Regions from separate parts of the Homo sapiens genome. Here regions 1 and 3 are each linked to region 2. The links are chromatin contacts, found by POLR2A ChIA-PET in ENCODE. All regions are on one chromosome and are shown on one strand. Each heading gives the region's core, a stretch centred on a gene start or an enhancer-like site at or near the end of the contact. The rest is flanking DNA. Distances are from core to core; before and after follow the strand shown.

Evidence for each region. ChIA-PET counts read pairs that join two places held with the same protein, here RNA polymerase II (POLR2A).
Region 1: POLR2A ChIA-PET joins it to region 2 with 13 read pairs in CD4-positive, alpha-beta T cell. The contact joins the promoter of NCOA7 here to the promoter of BCLAF1 in region 2. POLR2A ChIA-PET finds 5 or more read pairs at or near these places in 5 of 52 experiments (CD4-positive, alpha-beta T cell, CD8-positive, alpha-beta T cell, CD8-positive, alpha-beta memory T cell and 2 more).
Region 3: POLR2A ChIA-PET joins it to region 2 with 14 read pairs in CD4-positive, alpha-beta T cell. The contact joins the promoter of ZBTB2 here to the promoter of BCLAF1 in region 2. POLR2A ChIA-PET finds 5 or more read pairs at or near these places in 6 of 52 experiments (CD4-positive, alpha-beta T cell, CD4-positive, alpha-beta memory T cell, CD8-positive, alpha-beta T cell and 3 more).

The regions. Positions count from the first base shown.
Region 1 is chr6:125,789,710-125,794,064 of GRCh38, forward strand. NCOA7 (nuclear receptor coactivator 7) reads left to right here and starts at 1,251. Exons shown (of 16, transcript NM_181782.5): 1 at 1,251-1,358. RefSeq lists silencers at 1-83, 674-1,513 and enhancers at 537-1,037, 1,038-1,538, 1,734-1,833.
Region 2 is chr6:136,287,080-136,292,032 of GRCh38, forward strand. It overlaps BCLAF1 (BCL2 associated transcription factor 1), which reads right to left and starts at 2,767. Exons shown (of 13, transcript NM_014739.3): 1 at 2,634-2,767. LOC124901408 (a long non-coding RNA gene) reads left to right here and starts at 2,935. Exons shown (of 4, transcript XR_007059784.1): 1 at 2,935-3,078. RefSeq lists enhancers at 1,561-2,157, 1,683-1,802, 2,158-2,754, 2,173-2,292, 2,239-3,438 and 2 more.
Region 3 is chr6:151,388,071-151,393,149 of GRCh38, forward strand. ZBTB2 (zinc finger and BTB domain containing 2) reads right to left here and starts at 3,489. Exons shown (of 3, transcript NM_020861.3): 1 at 3,350-3,489. It overlaps LOC124901232 (translation initiation factor IF-2-like), which reads left to right and starts at 250. Exons shown (of 3, transcript XM_047419613.1): 1 at 250-267; 2 at 1,884-2,402; 3 at 2,635-5,079. The coding sequence starts at 250. The coding sequence ends at 3,534. RefSeq lists silencers at 2,051-2,980, 3,061-3,450, 3,461-3,520 and an enhancer at 3,502-4,374.

The DNA of each region.
Region 1 (4,355 bases), core at 1-2,500, about 10 Mb before region 2:
ATGACCACCTGCTGCTGAAATGCCAAAGCCACCACTGTTAACGCTTTGCTCCGCCTTCCAGAGAGGTTATTACAGCTTAAGCTGCGTCAACAACCCAGAGGAGGCTGCTATCTAGTTTATCTGTGTGGAAGGCCTGTAACACACTGTTAACAGAGTAGTTGCAGGCCCTTCCTTGGGATATTTTTCTGCGTATAAGAGTGAATGAACTCCACGGCCAGATCCTCCTAGTCATGTTGCAGTGCTGGTCATGGGACCGCAGAGGGAACAGCACCCAACTGGGGATGGGGAGCTCACAGGCACAGGCCCCGCAGCTGATGCAAACCTTCCCCCTCCAAGGTTCTCTCGAGTCTCTGCCAAGAGTCGGCTGGAGGGCCCAACTGCTATGTTCTTATTGCTGTAATGACTGCAATTTGGCAGCATCCAGGATGGTGTACCGGGAACGGGAGGGGGAAGGAGATGGTGGGCCCCTCTGTTAAACGCAACGCCAGAAGGGACACAGGATGAATTTATTGTGGCCATCGGTCCTGAGCTGGAAGGAAAGTCAAAGGGCTTTAAAGCTGGGGAAAAGCTCTAACTCCTGCTCTGCTGTCAAAGCCTTACTTCCCACGAAGAGTAGGGGCCAGGCGGGCCAACTGTAAGGGGGAAGCGGCCCGGGGTGAGGTAAGAGGACCCTCCTAGGTGCCGCTGCCAGGCGGCGGTTCGCTGGGGCAGCAAGGCGCCCGCACTCGGGAGGCGCCACAAAGGGCCGAGGCCTGCGGAGGCCGCACGCGCAGCTCTCCGGGGCGGAGCCGCCGGGATCGCGGCAGCGGAGGCTGCAGCAGCCGCGGGTAGCCGGGGTGCCCAGCCTCCCAGCTCGGAGGTCGCGGGGGGCGGGGAGGATGCCGCAACTGCAGTCCGAGCGGCAGAGCCCGGCGCGAGCTCCCAGGCCCCCGCAACCGCTGTGAGGCGCAGCGCGCGCCACTGGCCGGGAGGAGCTAGAGGCGGGCGTCTGCACAGCGTCGCGCCACCCGTGACTGCCCGCCTTCAGCCGGGCCCGGGACCCCGTAGCGGCCCATGCCCTGACGGGGGGCGCAGCTGCGGGGCTGGCGAGGCGTCGCGCGTGGGAAGAGGCCTAAGACACCCCGACTGCGGCGGCTGCGCACACCCGATCCGGACGCGGGGCCCCGCGGGCGCGCGCCTCGGAGCTCCCGCCTCCTCCTCTTGCTCCTCCTCGGCGTACGGTCCTCCCCTGACCCCTCCTTCCACCCGCCGAGAGGATGCGCTCCCCGGCGCCCAGCAGCAGAGGCCACCGCTCCCAGAAATGCATGCGACCGATCCCCTTCTCCCGGACCCCAGGAGCCGGCGCCCCCGCCCTGTAGGTAGGTGGTGAGGCGGGGCCCAGCCCTCGCCGCCGCCCGCCGCTGATGCTGCCGCCGAGAGGCCGCGAGCAGGGTCCAGGACCGGCCAAACTTGCCTCCCGCCGGGGGCTCGGTGGAGCGCTCGGAGGTGTGCTAATGGCGCTGGGCGTAGCCCCCTGTGAACCTGAAAACCTCTGCTTGAGCTCGGGAGGCCGAGCGGGGGCGAAGGAGAGATTGACCCTTCCCCGCCCACCCCTTGGGGGGCTCGTGGGGGTGCGCGCCAGTACGAGAGTGGGGAGGACAGGTTGGCATGGGGCTTATTTGGGGAGAAGACCGTTGGATTTTCAGCAGCTCAGGTGGAAATATGTCACTGTGTTTTTCCGGCTGGATTAGCAGATGCGTTCTTCCCATCTTTCTAGCCAAAACATGTAGACAGGCAAAGGGTTATTAGTGGCATGTAGAAGTCGCTGTGGATTTTTGTGTATTTCAGAGCTAGCTAGTTGGTATATAAAATCGATGGGGCAAACCCTTACCGTCAACACGTTAGGGCCAATTTAGAGAAGGTCCTTCTAGAAGTCAGATTATTCTGGAGATCGATGAGGCTGGGATATTGTTGTGCTGAGTATTTAGGAGCCTCTGCTTACGTGAAGGGATGTGTTTTAAGAGTGGCAACTTTGATACAGGTGTCGGGAGTTGAGATTCTGCTGGAAAGATGTACCGGGTCAGCCAGCAGAGGCAGCCTTGTGCCCAGCCTAACTTCCAACTCGATGTTATGCTCTGTATTTCTCAGAAACTGGTTATGTATTAATGCTTTTTTTCTCCTCTAGGTGTAAAGTTTATACATCAGAGCTTTTGGCAAGATTCCCTCTTCCCAGACTATCATTTTTTATTTTATATTCAGCAATAAGGCTTAAAGTTTTGAAAAATGCATCACTGTAAGCTCCAATTTTATAGTCACTTAGGTATAGAGATTTGGAGAAGTGACTCAGTATAAGCTCAAATAGGACAGAATCTTGAATCTGTTTTTTTTTAAATCCTGTAATCTTCTGCATCTTATGCAGAATAAGTACCCATTAGTTATTTGTTGAATGAATGAACTGTGTTTCAAGCTTTCATCTAAAAACCACAATTTAGAATCACAGAATTGTTCTGTAGCCGGTGAAATTTAATTGAATTTCAAAAATTGCCTCTTTGTATAAATAGGCAAACTCAGTTATTTTAACATTTATATTTCAATTCTGACATCTTTAGGACCATATGCTATCTTTCTGTAATATGTCATCAAGGTTATGAGGTAATTCTCCCCAACTCTTAAGTTCATTTCATGTCTAAGCTTGCAAAATTTCCAGTCTCACTGGTAATCATGCCAACTTCAACTGTGCTCTCAAACACAATTTAAAAAGTAAAAGTCGTGTTTTAAAGAAAATTGTAAGTTACGCCAGAGGAAACAATGATTTGGTTAATAAGTGATGTATTCACTTATTTTAGAGTTGAGTTTTTCAGGTTTGATCTAATTATCATGTCTTTTATCACAGGCAAAAGTAGAAATAAAACATGTAGAAGTGTCTGTGATTCTTAAATGATTCAAAATGTGTGATATAGATACACAATTTAAACTGTTTTCTCCTCGGTATAGAAACACATCAGTTTCCAAATTTGACAGCCAGGGGATTGTGAAATGAGGGTTTGCAAGATACAGTGTCTTCCTGCTTTAAAATGTTATATCATTTTGAAAAAAAAAAAGAAAAACAAGGTTAACTGCATCAAACTTTATTTGCTTTATTTTTACACTATGACATTTTCTGTTTTGATTTCATCTTTTTTCCATCACATGAATTTCATGAGTCAGTGTGAACTTCTTTCAGTCTCTGCTTAACAATATTATCTGGGCATGCTCCCAGGTTTTCTTTCTGACATTTTAATGCATCTTTACCATCTTCACTTCATATTACTCAAATGACTTATTTTTACACAATATGGTAGGCCATACTTTATTACTATTGCTTCTCCAACCTACTTATTTTCTTCCTAGATGGATAAGGAAATAAAACTTTCCTATAAAAGTTAATAAGACTGCAGGAACCAACAGTGGGAGGGAACTTATGAAAAAAATTAATTTGTTATGATTTATTAAAACAAAGCCAAAATTCCCTCCTGTAATAAAGATAATTACATTTTACACTTCTTAAATTTGTAACCCAGGGTATTGAGCAATTAATTTACCTGGCTCTTCCTTGCACACTTTAAGCTTTTCAAAAAAGCCCTCCCCTTTGGTTACAGTAAGCTCTCTTTACCTTGTTACTTATAAGCACTTATTTGTTCATTTTACAAGTAGGAGTTGAGCCTTTAACTGCTCAGTTTAACTGCTATTACTTTGGCTTTGGAATCACAGTCAAATAAAAGCTCTAATCTCAGATTTGAAGAGGTATTTTTCTCTTCTGTGTGTCCTACAACCAAATGCGCAGTGCCTCTGGGATTGGTTGACTCACTTTTGGGTCCTACCTCCTGATCCCCCAGCACTCCGCCCCCACAAGCACCACCAGAATGCAATCCAAGACCTGGATTTCCTCTCTTTATCTTCCTAAAGGCTGTATTTTAGAAACCTCTATTCCTTTCTTGCTAAATGCCATTTACTATTGTTTTTAAAATCCCAGCCCATAATTTTTTGTTTGTTTAAATTCAACAGGATCCACTCAATTCACTTGTGCTAAAATCAGAATTGTTGATTGCAGAAAAAAATATACAGAAGTAAATTTGTATGACCTTGAATTTCAGATATAGTGAATACATAAAGAGTGATTGTTGTCTACTGGTCTCCCCTCAACAGTGATACAAAATGCATTTGTTTCTGTACATGCCAGAGAATATGAATTTTCTGTTGCTAAATTTGATCAGAAGCTTAATTGAGAGAAATGATGTTTACGGGGGGTTGGCTGAACAAAGGCCATGACGTCAACCTATTCCCTTCCAATACTAGCTGTTAGACCAGAAGTCTAGCCAGATCTTCAGAAGCTGTAC
Region 2 (4,953 bases), core at 1,517-4,016:
CAGTCAGCCAAGATCACGCCACTGCACACCAGCCTTGGCGACAGAGCAAGACTGTGTCTCAAGAAAAAAAAAAAAAATTAGCAGGACATGGTGGCGGGCCGGCGCCTGTAGTCCCAGCTACTTGGGAGGCTGAGATACGAGAATCGCTTGAACCAGGGAAGCGGAGGTTGCAGTGAGCCGAGATGGCGCCACTGCACTCCAGCCCGGGCTACAGAGCGAGTCTCTGTCTCAAAAAAATAAATAAATAAAATTAAAGTGTTTGAAAACTCTAAAATATTACACAAATATAATCTAGTATTATCTTCGTGTTAGTATATTCGTTGGTTTTCAGCCTTAGGGACAGTCAGATAAAATATTAAATGCTATGACTGAGGTAACACTTATTACCTGAGTATAAACAATTAACAAATTCATATCAAACAAGTACCCAGAGATTTTAGCTTCTTAATTCCCTCTTCTACTTATTTGGTAAATAACAAATCACTGTAAATTACACAGCTGAATTCAGCTAGTGTGCAACTACTGATTTCCAACGTAGTTTCCAGAAACTCCCAAACTAAGTCCTATGTAGAACTGATAAAACTTTTCTCCATTTCTAAGTCTTCTCATCACATAGTTAACCTCGTACAGCTTGCTGCCCACAAAAGTTGTTTAATAAATTCAACCGAGGCCAGGCGCAGGGGCTCATCCCTGTAATCCCAGCACTTTGGGTGGGCCAGGCGAGTGGATCACCTGAGGTCAGGAGTTCGAGACCAATATTGTGAAACTCCGTCTCTACTAAAAATACAAAAATTAGCCCGGTGTGGTGGCGGGCGCCTGTAGTCCCAGCTACTCGGGAGGCTGAGGCAGGAGAATCGCTTGGACCCGGAGACGGAGGCTGCAGTGAGCCGAGACTGGGCCACTGCACTCCTGCCTAGGCGACAGAGCGACATTCCGTCTCAAGAATCAGTCAATCAACCAGACCTGAGCCTACCAGTGAGTAGTACTTTTTACACGTCTGTCTTCAAGTCTTATACTACCACTGTTCCTCAAAGTCAAGAAGGGCTCTGGCTAAACAGCTTCCTTTGCCACCATTTTAATTATCTGAATTAAACAAGATATTTCAGTATTCACCACAATGTACTGGTTGAAACATGAAATCACTAAGAGAAGGTGCTCCAAGGTTGTTTACCATGAGCTACCTTTTTTAAGTGACAAGGTCTCGCTCTGTTGCCCCCGCTGGAGTGCAGTGGGACGAGCACAGCTCACAGCAGCCTCAAACTCCCGCCGAGGGGCCACTTTTTCCCTCCCATCAAATTACCTATCCTGAATTGGTCATGATCAAACAAAAATACAAAAGCCTTGTAGCAGTTTTTCCTACGTAAAGGTTATTTACTGCCTGAACAGTATCCTAACCATTCCAACTAAAGTCGAACTGAAATGAGAATTCACAAGAGGAACAAGAAATTTTGTTTTGCTTTGTAACACCAAAAAATTTAAAAGAGGCTGTTGCAGTGAGGTACAAGTCTGAAGTAGCTCATCTTTTTCGTCAGTGTTAGCCACACTTGCTTTCAACTTCAGTCTTAATTTGTTTCCAGTTCTAAAATGCTTTTTAAAAAAGTCTGAGGTAGCAAAGTAGCTGCTGGTACTTCAGCTTGATTCTGAAGAAATAAATCTTAAAAGCGAATCAAGCCAACTCATGAATTTAAAATGAAGGCAAAGTCCAATTCGCCACTCCCACCCATTTCTCACACCAGCTGTCCACCAATCGTGGCTGCAACATTTCTGACACGACTAAATGGGCTGAATCACTTGAAAAGACTCGGCTTCGCTAGTACTCATGAAGAACCGCACTTTCAGCCGGATGGGGCAGGGCCACGCTCAGAACCACCAGCTAAGACCCAATCCTCTCGCTAGGGAACCGTAACTAGGCAACCAGCACCAGTCAACAGCGCGCGCTCGCTTCAAAACAGCAGGTTGCCGCGGGTACCGAAATTAACTCCAGAGAACCAGGGTCAGCAGCGAGAGGCAGAACAGAGCACTAAAACCTAGTAGCATCACAAAAACGAGGCATTAACTGACGGGTGGTCTGAAGCCGGAGGGCAGTTTTAAAGACCACGCGAAAAGGGGTAGACCTACTCAACGCACTTTGCTGCGGGTCACAGTTATTTTCTCAAAACCCCACAGGCCACGAAGAAAGGTGGCAGTCCCAGCCAATGAGAGGCGGACACAAGTTGCACCTCCAGCGGCCGTCGGCGCCATAGGCGGGGGAGAGAAAAATGAACGAGCGCGCGTGCGCGGAGCGTTCAGTCGGGCGCGCGCAGAGGTACGGGCTGAAGAAATGGGGGAAGGGTGGAAGAGGAAGATATGCGCACGCGCACGGGAGGCCGCGCGGGCTGTGGGTCTCCAGGCAGGTTCGCAAACACGCGCGCGCCCGCCGTTAGCACTGCTCAGCGCCCCCGCCCGGCCTTTTCGGCCCGTAGTGCCTCGAAAACCTGAGAGAAGCTAACGAAAAAACGCATAAATAACGGCGCAACGTCTCCTTGGTTCTCCTTTCGCCGCCAACCCGACACCACCCACAAAAGAGTCAAAAATATGGCCTGTCCTCGGTCTTCACTGCCCCTGGAGTAACTTGAATACATTGCGAGGCCTACCTGACACGCCGAATCGCGGTTCCGGGAATTTATCTCCGTTGCAACCACACAGCGGCCATTTCCCGACTCAAGAACGCGAGGAAAACCATAGAGCTACCTTCGACGCGCTAGCACGTCTCCGTCACTTCCGATCTGGGGCGTGGCCTCGGGTGCCGCTAAATATGCGGGCAAGCCCCGCCCACCCTTCCGCTCCGGTCCGGCTTCCTGGCTGCTATTAAGATGTTGCCTGCGGCCTTCTGGGAAGTCGCGTGGCTGGTCTCGCGGGAAGATGTGACGGCTCCGCCCTCTGGCCCGTAGCGTCAGCCTTGGCCGGAGAGGCGGTAGAGTAGGGTGGGTGTTTTGTCAGGCCTGAGTTAGCTTCGCCATACGGCGCTTTTCGCTGGTGTCTCTGCCTCGTTCTGAGTAGACCCCCTAGACCTCACCGCCGCCCCTGCGTTTTACCTCAGTAAGCTCGTCTGGTCTGTTCTTTCTGTGGGGCCGGCTCAGACCAGGCAAAAAACAAAAAGACAATCCCACACTGAGGAAAAGACCAGGAGGCAAGACGTGGCTGTAATTGCAGACACGCTGCTCCCTCAGCCAGCAAGCGCCACTTTTCCTCTTGGACGCCTAACTGGAGATTAGAAAATGTGGCTTTTGGTTTGCTATTAAATTCGGCAGACGCACTTAGTTGAAAAATGGCCACGATCTAAATCCCTTTCGTGGCGTCTGATCAAATCGGAGCTCAAGCCGCAGCAGCCGGAAACCTCTTAGGCTGCTCGTGCCAAAGAAGGCCGCCCTTCTGGCGGCGTGATGACAGCTTTACCACATCGGCAACGTTGGCATAGGCATGAAAAAATAAAGAGCACGAAGCAGTTGAGCTTTCAGCCTGTGACGATGATTTGTGGCAGCCGAGGAACACAGCCCAACGTAGCTTGGTTGTCCAGAATTATAAGTCAGATTATAAATAGGCAAGCCACATTCGATTTGAATAGAATTTAAATAACAGCCGTAGCACATTTTGCATTAATACTTCTCCGGGCTGCACTTTCTTAGGGCCTAAAACCGCTATTGCTTTGATGTTTAGAGATGTTAACTACCTTGATGGATTTCAGACTTGTAATTAGCAACCAGGGTGTCAGTGAGTGAATCGAAACTAGGATTGGGCCCTGGTTGTGAATTTAACACTGTGCTTAGAGCATTCTTTCTTCACAGTCCAGTTTACCAGCTGAACTAGAAAAACGACAACATTTTCATGGAGTGAATCGTAGGTTTTTTATTGTACAGTCTGTCCCTCACCCCATTACCACCTCAGGATGTGGACACAGAAATCCTTGGCCTTTTTGTTGTGCCCTGATGTCCCAAGCATTCGCAGGTTCTCAGAAATATTTGTTGAGTGAATGAACTATATTTAAAAAAAAAACAACTAAGGGCTCAATACACGTCTGCTATTCTGCATGTATTGGGAGTCGGGGCGCTCCCAATACATGCTGTTATTCATTTATTCAAAATACCCCAAATTGCAGGCTAGGATATTATCTTCGACCTCCCTCTGCAATTCTATTGCACATGTGTTGAAAATGAAGTATCTATTTGAGGCAATATAACTGATTATGATTTTATTTACATAACATGAGGTAGTAACAAAGGAGATCCTTTGGAACAAAGCCTTTAGTAAGTGGAAGTTATACAGACTTCCCTTGAAATAGATCCATTTGATACGTGATGCTTTCCCAATCTACAAAGTAGGAGGTTCTTGAATTTAGATGTTTTATGCACATTCTTATTTTCAAAACCTGAAATTCCACCATTACAGATTCATTCTTTGTAATAAATTTTTTTCCTATTAAAATACAAACGCCGAAAAGAGCAGAGGAAAAAAGAGCCCATTTAACAAATGAGCATTGCAGAAAAATAGAACATTATCTCAAGAAGAAATACAAGTTGTAAACAAATGACCAAACTGCTAAAAAGGTACAAAGAGAATGCTGAGATAAATTAGTAAGCTGATTTTAATTTTAAAAAAAAAAAAAAAACAGAGTCTCGCTCTGTCGCCCAGGCTGGAGTGCAGTGGCGCGATCTCGGCTCACTGTAACCTCCGCACCCCCAGGTTCAAGCAAGTCTCCTGCCTCAGCCTCCCAGGTAGCTGGGGTTACAGGCTCCCGCCACCAAGCCTAGCTAATGTTTGTATTTTCAATAGAGACAGTGTTTCACCATGTTGGCCAGGCTCGTCCCAAAGTCCCGGCCTCAAGTGATGCGCCCGCCTCAGCCTCCCAAAGTGTTGGGATTACAGGCGTGAGCCACCGCGCCCGGCAAGGTAATTTTAATTTATGGTCATGGAGAA
Region 3 (5,079 bases), core at 2,239-4,738, about 15 Mb after region 2:
TTTTTTTCTTCAGGGAAATAAAAATGTTCAGTTCCCTTTTAGGTTTTCAGTCATGTTTGGAGAGCCAAAGAGCATAAGAAAATAGGAAAAGTGATGATAAATGACCTTTCCCAGGTGCATTTGGTATTTTATGGTAAAAAAATTACCAGCAAACCAGTTCTTTCAATCTTCCTCTCCTGTGCAGGCTGGTGCCACGGGACTTGCCCAGCTTTTCCAAGTTCCTACAGGGAAAGGTGAGTGGGGCTAGGAATGAAGCACCAAGAAACAGTAAGAGCTGGAAGGGCAGTTCCCACCTCTAAAGCTGCTGATCCCAGGCCGATGCTACAGATGAGCTTTAGATATTTCCTTCTCTATTTTGTAAGTCTCAAATTGGGGAAAGCACATCCACTTACTCATGGGCATGCTGTGGGTACTTGAAATCACAGGATTGCAAAGTATATCTATGGGGTTGGGGTGAATACATTTTCTTTTCTTTTTTAATAGAGATGTGGGATCTATGTTACCCAGGTTGGTTTTGAACTCTTGGCTTCAAGCAATCCTCCAGCCTTGGCCTCCCAAAGTGCTGGGATTATAGGCGTGAGCCACTTTCCCTGGCCATGAACACATTTTTCTATTATTTTATATTATCTTATAAAAGTGCAGATTTTGGAGGTTACTGAAAAGTTGATATTAAAGTTTAAGATATAAAAGCAGGTGTCACCGTGGCAGCTTTTATTCTATAACTTAAAACATGATTAGCGTTTATTCTCTGCTGCTAGTGGTAGAGATTGCTCAGCATCAACGTATTTACATCCCCTTTGAAGAGAAGCTTTAAAACTGGCAAGTATGCACTGGGACTGTAGGACAAAGTTTTAGGGGCGTAGACTACACTCCACTGTAGTGTAGACTGCTCCTCCACTGTTGACCATCAGTGGCACCGGCGTATCACTTCTTGTACTTACGATGGCTTCAATAACTGGACAATTCTTTGTCTAGCAAACAAACCACAAGTTTATTAAATGAGAAATGCCCAGTTTAAAAGGATGTCCTATTAGTGGTAAATTACTATGCCTTTAAAAACTGCCTTCTTGTCCAGGAGCGGTGGCTCACCCCTGTAATCCCAGCACTTTGGGAGGCCAAGGCGGGAGGATCACTTGAGCCCAGAAGTTCAAGACCGTCTCGGGCAACATAGCGAGATCCCTGCCTCTTACTAAAAGGAAAAAAGAAAAAAGAAAAAAATGACCTTTTAACAGTTTGAAAACATCCTGGATACACAACAAGATCATTCAAAATGCAGTGGAATTTACCTTACCAATTTATAATTTTGGTTTGTGATAAATCAGTCAAATGAGAATTAAAATGGCACAGTCCCAATTCTCTATTAAACGTTCAGGGTACTCCCACACTAAAACGCTAGTGGTGTGTACAACTCGCCCTGGTGCTCCAACGGGGTTGGCATAGATGGATGATTTACATTAGCAAGGACAGGGCAGCGCGTTTAAGCAAACCCAGAGACCCCCTGGAGTTCTGATAATTCTGACCTTCTTTATGCTTTATTTTACTAAAACAATACCCTGATAAAATGAATAGAATCAAGGCTCACAAACTCAGTGGACCCATTGTATGATGAAAGAGCTAATGAACAATGCAGCTGGGGGAGGCGGGGAGCGAGAGCCGGGTTATATCCCCAAGGCATAATTAGGAGTTCACGTATTCGGGTGGAAGTTCCTGCAGTAAAAGGCGTAGCTGCAGCTTCTCCCGGCCCAGGCACTCGCCTGCTCTGCTACCCTCGCTTCTTTATTGCCTCTTTTACTACCAGCTAAAAGCGGCAAAACCCAGCTTCCTTTGCAGCTTCTGGCTAAAAAGTTCTCTCTTGCGGCTTTGTTTAAACAAGAAGGGTTTAGAGGTTTCGCTACACCGAGAAAACGACGCCGGCCCCGGGAAGCAGCCTCCCCGCCTTGGAGTCCGGTTGGGGCGTGAGGGCCGCGCGGGTCCCACGCCCCAAGGCTAAGCAGCCGAAAGCACAGCGCGCTCGGGGCCAAACCGGGCTGTATCGCAGGCGCAGATGGCGCGTCGGGCGGAAGCTGGAGGCCGCCGGCTCAACACGCTCCGTACCCGGGACTGGGGCCCGGCCTGCAGCCTCAGCGAGCAGGCGACAAGGGCGGCGCCACAGAGGCCGACGCGTCCCCCGCCCGCCTGAGCGCGCCGCAACAGCCACCTCGTCCCACCCGCCCCGGGGCGGGGCCGGGGGCGCGGCGCCGGGGCCCTCTGGCCCCCTCCGGTCTCGCCGGCCCCGCCCCCTCCCTGTCCCCGTCCCCGAGGGGCTGAGGGGGAGGGAGGGGCGACGCACTCCGGCCGCGTTGCACGCTCGCCGCTTCCCTCAGTCCCGCGTGCGCGCGCGCGCTCGCCCCAAGTCCCGCGGAGTTTAACACAATGCCGACGCCTACGCCGTGCGCAACGCCCCGGCCGGCGCAACAGCCCCGGCGCCGGGGGCGGGGGTGGCCCAGACAGGGAGAGAGGGAGAGGGATGAGCGCGCGCGAGAGCCGGAGACAGCGCGAGACCCGAGGAGGCCGGAAGCGCGCGTGCGCGCCCCCGCCCGCGAGCGGGAGGCGGAGCCGCAGCAGTAGCGGCAGCAGCTGTAGGAGCCGCTGCAGCTGGGAGAAGCGCCAGAGAGGCCGGGCCTGCTCCGGTCGGACCGGATCCCTCCCCTCCCCCTCCCTCCTCCCTCCCCTCCCCCAAACCCACTTCCGCAGCTCGCGGCCTTGCCGCCGAAGCAGCAGCGGCGGCAGCAGCAGGAGGCGGCGGCGAGGCGTCGGAAGGATTACGCACCTGACGGGCCCGCCTCTGAGGGCTCCAGCGCGGGACGCTCACCGGCCGCCGCCGCCCAGGGCGCACTTCGCGGTGGCGGCGGGAAGGGAGGGACCGGCCACGGGGAACCGAACGCGAATCGCCCCCCTCCCCTTCCTCCCTCCCACCCTCCCTCCGATCCGCCGCCCGCCCTCTCGGCTTCCGTCCCCTCCCCCTCCCACAAAACCCCGGATGGAGGCGCCGCCGACTCGCCGCCGCCTGGCTCCGGGGGATGGTTTTGTCAAGCGGCCAGAGCCCCGGCGCCAGGCGCAGCCGCCGCCGCCCCCGCGAGGCGCCCCTGCCCTCGCTTCCCAGAACCGGGTCCCCGAGTGGCCCGGGCCTTCCGCCTGCCTGCACCCGTAGCCCTGGTACGAGGGTCATTCGTCGTCTTTGTTGCCACCGCCTCTGCCGGAACCGTTTGCGAGCTCCGGTGGCCCCCGCCCCCCCACCGCCTTCCCGGACCCTGGGCTGGGGGTGGCACGTGGGCACCGGCCCCGGGAGGCGGAGGCGGTGCGCGCTTACCTGTCGCCGGTGCTGCTGCGGCGGGGGGTGTGGAGGAGGCGCCTCTGGGCAGCCTCGGCCGTGCTGTCCTCCCCGCCGCCGCCGCCTCTGCCTCTCGCTGCTGCTGCTGCTGCTGCCGCCGCGGTCGGTGTCTCCGGCGCGGCGGCGGCGGCGGCGGCGGGGCTTTTCCTGTCCGGTTACGTTAAGGTCACATGACCGAGAGAGCGGAGAGACTAGTGCAAAGAGGCTGCGAGCGGCTCCCGCCGGGGGGGAGAGGCGGCGAGAGAGCAGTGGCGGCAAGAGCCCCCTCCGCCCCCCCCCCAGCCGCTCCCCTCCCCCCGCCCGCCTCCGCCTCCTGCTGCTCTGCCGCCGCCGCCGCCGCCTGCAGCACTCCACTGCCGCTCCCACCCAGGCTCCGCGCTCTGCTCCAGCCAAACTTCTGCAGACCATGTGCAGCCGAGGCGAGGAAACTTCTCTCCACCTATTGGGGCTGGAGGCCTGAGTCACAAGCCCCTTGTTTACATAAAGTGTTTAGGTAGCACAAGTCCTTGAGATGCTCGGGGTAGAGATGGAGAGCCACTGCTCGTATCCTTCTGCCGGCTTCTGCTTGAGATCTCTTGGCCTTTACCCTTGTCCCTTGACTTTTCGTGTTTGTTTTAATCTTTAAGACTTGAAATGGAGTGGCCTTTAGAACCGGGGAGATACTGTAAACCAGCAGTATCTTTGTGTCACCAATGGTAACTGAAAGTCATGCTGAAGTACAGATTCCTGTAGCGTGCACAGAGGCAGAGGTGCTTCCTTTACCTTGCAGATGAGTTGAGCGGCGTAAGATGTTTCTGTTAGGGTTGAATTTCATGGTTATTTCAGCAACGATTTTCGTTTTTGAAGTTTTGGCCCCCCCAAAAATGAAAGTCTGCAACGCATGTTTGTTAAGAGAACAGTTTATTCTCCTGTTAGGTTTTGGTCTTTGAGGTATGGATTCCAGAGTTGGCTATTCTGTTAGATTTAGAGGTGTGGAAAATCTTTTAACGGGGAGATCCTGAAACACGGAAACATGGCAGGGAAGTTAGAATTTCCTGATGGTCATTTTTAACATTTTAAAGTTTACTTTTTGGTTGTTGCCATTTTTCTAGAATCCGTGTCTTTTTTGGGGAAATACAGTCCTTTGAGGACTAGAATTTAATGATTTCTTTACACATCTAGGATTTTTTGAGATTTAGAAAGGATATGGCTTTATTCCTAAGGAAGTGGAGGCAGCAGTTTCTAGGATACTCTGGTTTCAAGGCATGCTAACTTGGTTGTGATGTCTAACCCATTTTGGTTTACACAGTCTGACCACTAGCACAATGCCTGGCACATAGTTTACAAATCATTTAAGGCAAGCTTACCATCTTAAGACAATTTAATACATAGAAGTGTCCCTCCTAAAAATCTGAGTTTGATTTAGAAATCCAGTTATACCTGCAGGTACTGATGACTAATTCCTTCTTTGAAGACAAAATAAGCAGCTGTGTAGCTTCAGTGGCTCTCAAATGGATAATAGATTCAGTGTATACTCGCTTTGAACTTTCCTGTTTTTTGATCAGCTAGATAAATGACTTTAGTGGGTAAATGTCTGCCTCCAAAACCAAATTCTGACCCTGATCTAAGTATTCTACTGCACCGCTGTCACTGGAATATCAAAGTTGGCCTTCAGACTGGTGCCTGGTTCCTTGGATTGGCTTGAGTATTGAGGTCTGTCTCATCTTACT